Regions from separate parts of the Homo sapiens genome. Here region 2 is linked to region 1. Evidence: chromatin contacts called from ENCODE Hi-C or POLR2A ChIA-PET data. All regions are on one chromosome and are shown on one strand. The core of a region is the stretch at or near the end of the contact, and the rest is flanking DNA. Distances in the headings are between cores, read along the strand shown.

What was found. Hi-C counts contacts between places; a loop is a spot of excess contacts on that map. ChIA-PET counts read pairs that join two places held with the same protein, here RNA polymerase II (POLR2A). Pooled maps may share reads with other maps.
Region 2: a loop to region 1 is called in a map of endothelial cell of hepatic sinusoid, with 4 times the contacts of the local background. The contact joins the enhancer-like site here to the promoter of OR13D1 in region 1. A Hi-C loop is called at or near these places in 12 of 168 maps with a recorded cell type or tissue (Caco-2, GM12878, HCT116 and 9 more), 25 of 37 single-sample maps with no recorded cell type and 15 of 50 pooled maps. POLR2A ChIA-PET finds 5 or more read pairs at or near these places in 2 of 52 experiments (activated CD4-positive, alpha-beta T cell and activated T-cell).

Annotation. Positions count from the first base shown.
Region 1 is chr9:104,692,790-104,696,187 of GRCh38, forward strand. It overlaps OR13D1 (olfactory receptor family 13 subfamily D member 1), which reads left to right and starts at 1,729. Exons shown (of 1, transcript NM_001004484.2): 1 at 1,729-2,673. The coding sequence starts at 1,729. The coding sequence ends at 2,673. The region is part of intron 1 of LOC107987105 (a long non-coding RNA gene); the gene reads right to left.
Region 2 is chr9:104,738,860-104,742,257 of GRCh38, forward strand. The region is part of intron 1 of LOC107987105 (a long non-coding RNA gene); the gene reads right to left. Among named protein-coding and RNA genes, the nearest start is that of NIPSNAP3A, 7.1 kb to the right of the region's middle. Within about 2 kb of position 1,897, at least 2 of the 41 ENCODE cell types and tissues checked have a DNase peak (open chromatin) inside an H3K27ac peak, as active enhancers do; they include PC-3, where a contact is called at or near this core.

The sequences.
Region 1 (3,398 bases), core at 479-2,978:
AAGAAAAACAAAGAAAGAAAAGAAAAAGGCAAAGGTGATGAAAAGGACTTTTGTATCATTATTCTTGATCATGCTTTTTTTCATAGCTGTGAAATCGCCTTCTACACATAGAAAACTGAGCAGACCAGGCAGGGTGGCTCATGCCTGTAATCCTAGCAGTTTGGGAGGCCAAGGTGGGAGGATCACTTGAGGCCAGGAGTTCGACACCAGCCTGGCCAATATGATATGAACCCCGTCTCTACTAAAAATACAAAAATTAGCCAGGTGTAGTGGAGCATGCCAGTAATCTCAGCTACTCGGGAGGCTGAGGCAGGAGAATCGCTTGAATGTGGGAGGTGGAGGTTGCAGTGAGCTGAGATCGCGCCATTGCACTCCAGCCCAAGCAACAGAGCAAGATTCCGTCTTAAAAAAAAAAAAAAAAAAAAAAAACAGCGAGAGAAAAGAAAAGAAAACTGAGCAGACCACAATCAAAAGCTACAGGAAAAAGTAAGTGGTCCAGCCTTCAGAGTTCTCCATCACATCACATATGATCAGAATCACAAGTAAATGATGTTTGCTGTCTCACTGTACCCCAACAGAAGATACATTTTTGTAATAGTCTTCTCTTGCGTGGAATCTGTGTAGTAACCACTGAGAGAGAGTAGTGTATGGTGGGTAAAAGGGCTGATTCTATAGCCAGATGGCTAGATATTGAATTCTGGCTTTAGTATTTACTATCTGTATGACCTTGAGAAAGTTACTTAAACTTTTCTTTGTCTCTGTTTCCTACTTTGTAAAATGGCAGTAATACTACACTTAAGAAGAGAGAATCCCAGGGCCTGGAAAAAAAGCTGTACATGCTGGGACCTAGACTCCTTAATCTCTGGAAGCTTCTAGAACAGTCCTCCAATGATTCTCAGACTCCTAACAGGTTTTTGAAAGAAGTGCAATGAAATATCCCACTGAGAACAAAAATGTTCACAGTCTGTCAAGTGTGGTTTCAAACTTTAAACCTTTTACCTTTAAAAAGCTAAATCTACTTTTCCCTTTTAAGATTGGTAGATCTAAATATTATACTATAATTCATAAAATGCATGTGTATAAAAATACATTTAATATTATATCTTGTATAAGGTAAATATAATTATATTACATATATGCATACACACACACACACACACATATGCCATGTTGGAACCATTAGGTTCTAGGCACCTAATATTTTATCTAATTCTAACTATACTCTAAGAAATAATTATTGCTTTTTCCAAGCTTACTATGAACTATCTGCAACTCAGAAAAATAAACAACTTACCAAAGCTACATCCAGGTTAAATGATATGTCACTGGCAGTCTATAAAATCTTTTAAATAGAGGCCAGCTTCATCAAAAAAACAGCTTTAAGTTCAAAATCTCTTTCTACATTTGAAAGCAGCATGTTCCTAAACTTTATTTGACACTTCCCAGAATAATTCTGGCAGTATTGGTAGCTTTGAATGTGCTGCTGTGTAGTCCTAAGATATATTGGGTTTCTCAATGTCTCAATTTTCATAATCAATAAAACTAGTACAATATCCATACTGTTTTGCTTACTGAGAGTATTCTAAGAATCAAACACAATATCGGAAGCAAATTTGTATTGAAAATTTGTAGATGTACAGATTTACAGATTTTGATGTATCAAACATTTCAATTTACCTGAATCATGTCCTTTTCTATACTACCCAGCAGGCAGGTGACCTAGAACACATGGAGACAAGAAATTACTCTGCCATGACTGAATTCTTTCTGGTGGGGCTTTCCCAATATCCAGAGCTCCAGCTTTTTCTGTTCCTGCTCTGCCTCATCATGTACATGATAATCCTCCTGGGAAATAGCCTCCTCATTATCATCACCATCTTGGATTCTCGCCTCCATACTCCCATGTATTTCTTTCTTGGAAACCTCTCATTCTTGGACATCTGTTACACATCCTCATCCATTCCTCCAATGCTTATTATATTTATGTCTGAGAGAAAATCCATCTCCTTCATTGGCTGTGCTCTGCAGATGGTTGTGTCCCTTGGCTTGGGCTCCACTGAGTGTGTCCTCCTGGCTGTGATGGCCTATGACCACTATGTGGCCATCTGCAACCCACTGAGGTACTCCATCATCATGAACGGAGTGCTGTATGTGCAAATGGCTGCATGGTCCTGGATCATAGGCTGTCTGACCTCCCTATTGCAAACAGTTCTGACAATGATGTTGCCTTTCTGTGGGAATAATGTCATTGATCATATTACCTGTGAAATTTTGGCCCTTCTAAAACTTGTTTGTTCAGATATCACCATCAATGTGCTTATCATGACAGTGACAAATATTGTTTCACTGGTGATTCTTCTACTGTTAATTTTCATCTCCTATGTGTTTATTCTCTCTTCCATCCTGAGAATTAATTGTGCTGAGGGAAGAAAGAAAGCCTTCTCTACCTGTTCAGCGCACTCGATTGTGGTCATCTTATTCTACGGTTCAGCCCTTTTTATGTACATGAAACCCAAGTCAAAGAACACTAATACATCTGATGAGATTATTGGGCTGTCTTATGGAGTGGTAAGCCCAATGTTAAATCCCATCATCTATAGCCTCAGGAATAAAGAGGTCAAAGAGGCTGTAAAGAAAGTCCTGAGCAGACATCTGCATTTATTGAAAATGTGAAAAACCTTGGGCATGCGATATCCTCAATGGGGCAAGAGAGCTTGTCTTTTGTATTTAGATACTGCAAAACCTACTGTCACGAGAGCTTGTGTGTTTGCAAAACCAACTATTAGATTCCCATTCTTTTCAACGTAGAATTTTCATGCTCATGTAACCTTCTTAATAGTGCCTTGTCTGCTGGGTTTGTAGCTGTAAGCAGTTCTGCAAACTGGCCCTATAAAAATATTGATGCTGTCCATTAAAATGAATCTCTCTCTCTCACTCAGTCTCTCTCTCTGTCTGTCTCTCTTTCTTCTCTCTCCTGCCATGTGTGTGTCTCTCTCTACTCCTCTGATTTTGTCCTCTCTCTCTATTCTGCTACTCTCTCTCCTCTCCTCCGTATATTTTCTTTCTCTTCCTTTCTTTTCTGTTGTCTCCTTTCTCAGTCACTTTGAAGTGGATATATAGTTGTTGTGCAGCATCCCTGCACAATATTGCCACCCAATTGACAGATCTGCATAATATATATTAATAGAAAGATGTATATTTTTCTTTTAATGAACCAAAGTCCCCCACTCTCAGTCTATGTTGTACATGGTGGGGCTGACCCAAACCTCTGAAAATAAAGATAAGCATGGAAGAGGTCTTGGCAAAAAAAAAAAAAAAAAAGAAAGAAAGAAAGAAAGAAAGAAAGAAAGAAAGAAAGAAAGAAAGAAAGAAAGAAAGGATGTCTAATTCCTCTAGTC
Region 2 (3,398 bases), core at 647-3,146, 46 kb after region 1:
TGTGCCAGGCCTGTTTTCACCTCTTATAGTCAACATTGCACAGAGGTCCTATGTACGACAATAAAGAGAGAAGGGGGCAGTGGGAGAAATAAAAATCGGGAAGGGAAAGAGGAAAGAGGGGAGAAAGAAAAAGAGAAAAATGGGAAGAAAGGAAGGAAAGAAGGAAGGGCAGGAGGGATAAAGGAAGGAAAAGGAGTCGTAAAGATTGAAAAGGGAGAAACAAAATTGTCATTATTGCCTAAAAATAAGATTATCTCTGTAGGAAGTCAGAAAAAAATCCATTAGAAAATCTTAAAATGTAAACTACTAAAAGGCTTTAGCAAGGCTGCCAACCACAAGATCAACTCAATAGTATTTTCTGCAGGAAACACAACTGGTTAGAGAATATACTTTGAAGTGCATCTCATGACATCACAAAAACTATAAAATGCCAATGAATAAAAACTGCATAAGGAATTTTTGAGGAAAAATATAAATCGTCATTAAAGCACACAGAAAAACCTCCCAAAAACTGGGGACACAAATTTTGTTCATGTTAGGAAATTCAAGAATAAATATATGAATTTATTCAGAATTTCTCTGTAAATCTAATATAATTTCCATCAAAATGATACTGAGATTTTTTTTAGTTTCTCAAACTTATCCAAAAATTCATACTGAATAGCAAAGACAAAGAATAGCCAAGACAATGTTATAATAAGAAATGTATATTTACTATACAAAATGTCAAGATGGATAATAAAGCTACAGTAATTCAAATTGCTTAGTACTGATACAGGTAAAGACAAATTAATCAATGGAACAGATTAGAAGGATCCAGAAATAGCCTAGGCATCTGTGGAAGTTTATATCCCAAGTGAATGGTCTTTGATTTATAATGGCATTACAAATCGGTAGGGAACAAATGAACTATTTAATAAACTGTTCTTTGGTAATGGACTACTAATATTGAAAAAAAGATCAAATTAAATCTACACCTCATACTGTGACTAAAATAAACTTGAGAGAGATTAAATACCTAAAGGGCAAAAGCAAAACTGTAAAAATATCTACAGGAAAATATACAAGAATATCATCATGCACAAGGAAAAAGAAAGTATACCTTAAATAGGGGGAAAAGCACAAAAACATGAGACCAATAATTTAAATTTAGAAACACCTATATGGCAAAATACTCTTAGAAAGTTTAAATAATAGCTACAAATGGGAGAACATATCAGTAAAACATACATCCAAAAAAAAGATTAGTCTGGAAGTTTTTGTTTTGTTTGTTTTGAGATGGAGTCTTGCTCTGTCGCCCAGGCTGGAGTGCAGTGGCACAATCTCTGCTCACTGCAACCTCTGCCGCCCAGGGTTCAAGCGATTCTCCTGCCTCAGCCTCCCAAGTAGCTGGGATTACAGGCATGTGCCACCATGCCCAGCTAATTTTTTTGTATTTTTAGTAGAGACAGGGTTTCAGCATCTTGGCCAGGCTGGTCTTGACCTCCTGACCTCATGATCCACCTGTCTCGGCCTCCCATCACTTTTGGGTGATGGGATTACAGGCATGAGCCACCACGCCCGGCCGGAATATATATATATATTTTTTAAAGCATTCAAACCAAGCCAGGCATGGTTGTGCACCTCTAATCCCAGCCACACCTTGCGAGGCTGAGGGGACAGGATTGCAACATTCAAATCAATATGAAAAAGATGAACAACAAAATAAAAAATTGGGCCAAGAATATAAACAGGGACCTCAACAAAAGAAAAACAACATGGCCTATAAAATTATGAAAAGATTCTCAATTCACAAGAAATCAGAGCAATATAAATGAAATCAATGAAACATTTTTCATCCATAAGATATGCAAATATTAAAGTCTTACAAGAATTGCAAGAATGTGCAGGAAGAGGAAATACGATTCACTGCCTGGGAGCATAAATGGCTATGGTGAACCAAAAATTGTAAAGTTGACTCATTAATTCCACTTACAGGGATGTGCCTAAGGACATATCTACAAAATTACTCATTGAAGCATTATTTATAAACCTGGGAATATTTAAGTATCAAAAGAGAAAGAGGAACAAAGTTACAATATGCTCAAATATTGGATTGTAAGAGAGCAATTAAAATGAGCCAACCAGCTCTAAATGGCTTATTTTGTTACCTTTGGCAAACCACCTAACTTCTTTAAGCTTCCTCTTTGCTGTGTGTTTTAGTCTAAAATGTAAATATCAGCTTTACAGAGTGAAATGAAAGTAAGAAAGGACTTAAGTAAAAGGTATACTACATAACAGCATGTAAGAAATATCAGAAATAATAAAATCTGATGACCCCTTGTCGGTAAATAGGCATCACTGACATTCTCTGAGAAAAAAAGGGATGAGAACCGAACAAGTGATCTGAGATTAAGTAAATATTTCTTAAAACCTTTAAAAAATGAAAGGGCAGCCAAGTAGGTATGAGAACTAACCAAAGAGGGTTCAGTTCTCAATAAACAGGTAATTATAAAGGAGACTTTAGTAATATAAATTAACAAATATGCTTCATTCCAAAAACAAAGAAGAGAAAACAAACAAAAAACAACAAAGAGGCAAAGGACCAAATGTTTTTGTTTGTTTTTGAAACTCTCACCCAGGCTGGAGTGCAGTGGTGCATACTTGGGCCACTGCAACCTCCACCTCCTGGGTTCAAGCACTTCTCCTGCTTCAGCCTCCCAAGTAGCTGGGATTACAGGTGCCTGCCACCACACCTGGCTAATTTTTGTATTTTTAGTGGAGACACAAGGTTTCACCATGTTGGCCAGGCTAGTCTTGAACTCCTGACCTCAAGTGATCTGCCAGTCTGCCTCCCAAAGTGCTGGGATTACAGGCGTGAGCCACAGCACCTGGCAAGACCAACTGATTTTTAATAAAAAATAATATGAAACAGGACTTATACTGAAGTACCCTCTAAAGTTATGACTTTTATTAACTTTCTTCCCAGTTTTTATTTTGTGCTAAGTGGAAGCTTCAGATGACTCCAAGGGAGTATGAAAATTGGGAAACTTTTTTTTTTTTTTTTTTTGAGACGGAGTCTCGCTCTGTCGCCCAGGCTGGAGTACAGTGGCCTCATCTCGGCTCATTGCAAGCTCCGCCTCCCGGGTGCACGCCATTCTCCTGCCTCAGCCTCCGGAGTAGCTGGGACTACAGGCACCTGCCACCATGCCCGGCTAATTTTTTGTATTTTTAGTAGAGACGGGGTTTCACCGTGTTAGCCAGGATGGTCTCGATCTCCTAACCTCGTGATCCGCCTGTCTCGGCCTCCCAAGGTGCTGGGATTAAAGGCGTGAGCCACCGCGCCCGGCGGGAAATGTATTTTTTTAATACTCAGTATCTTTATATGAGAAGAAAATAATTTTGGATATGAAGGCAAC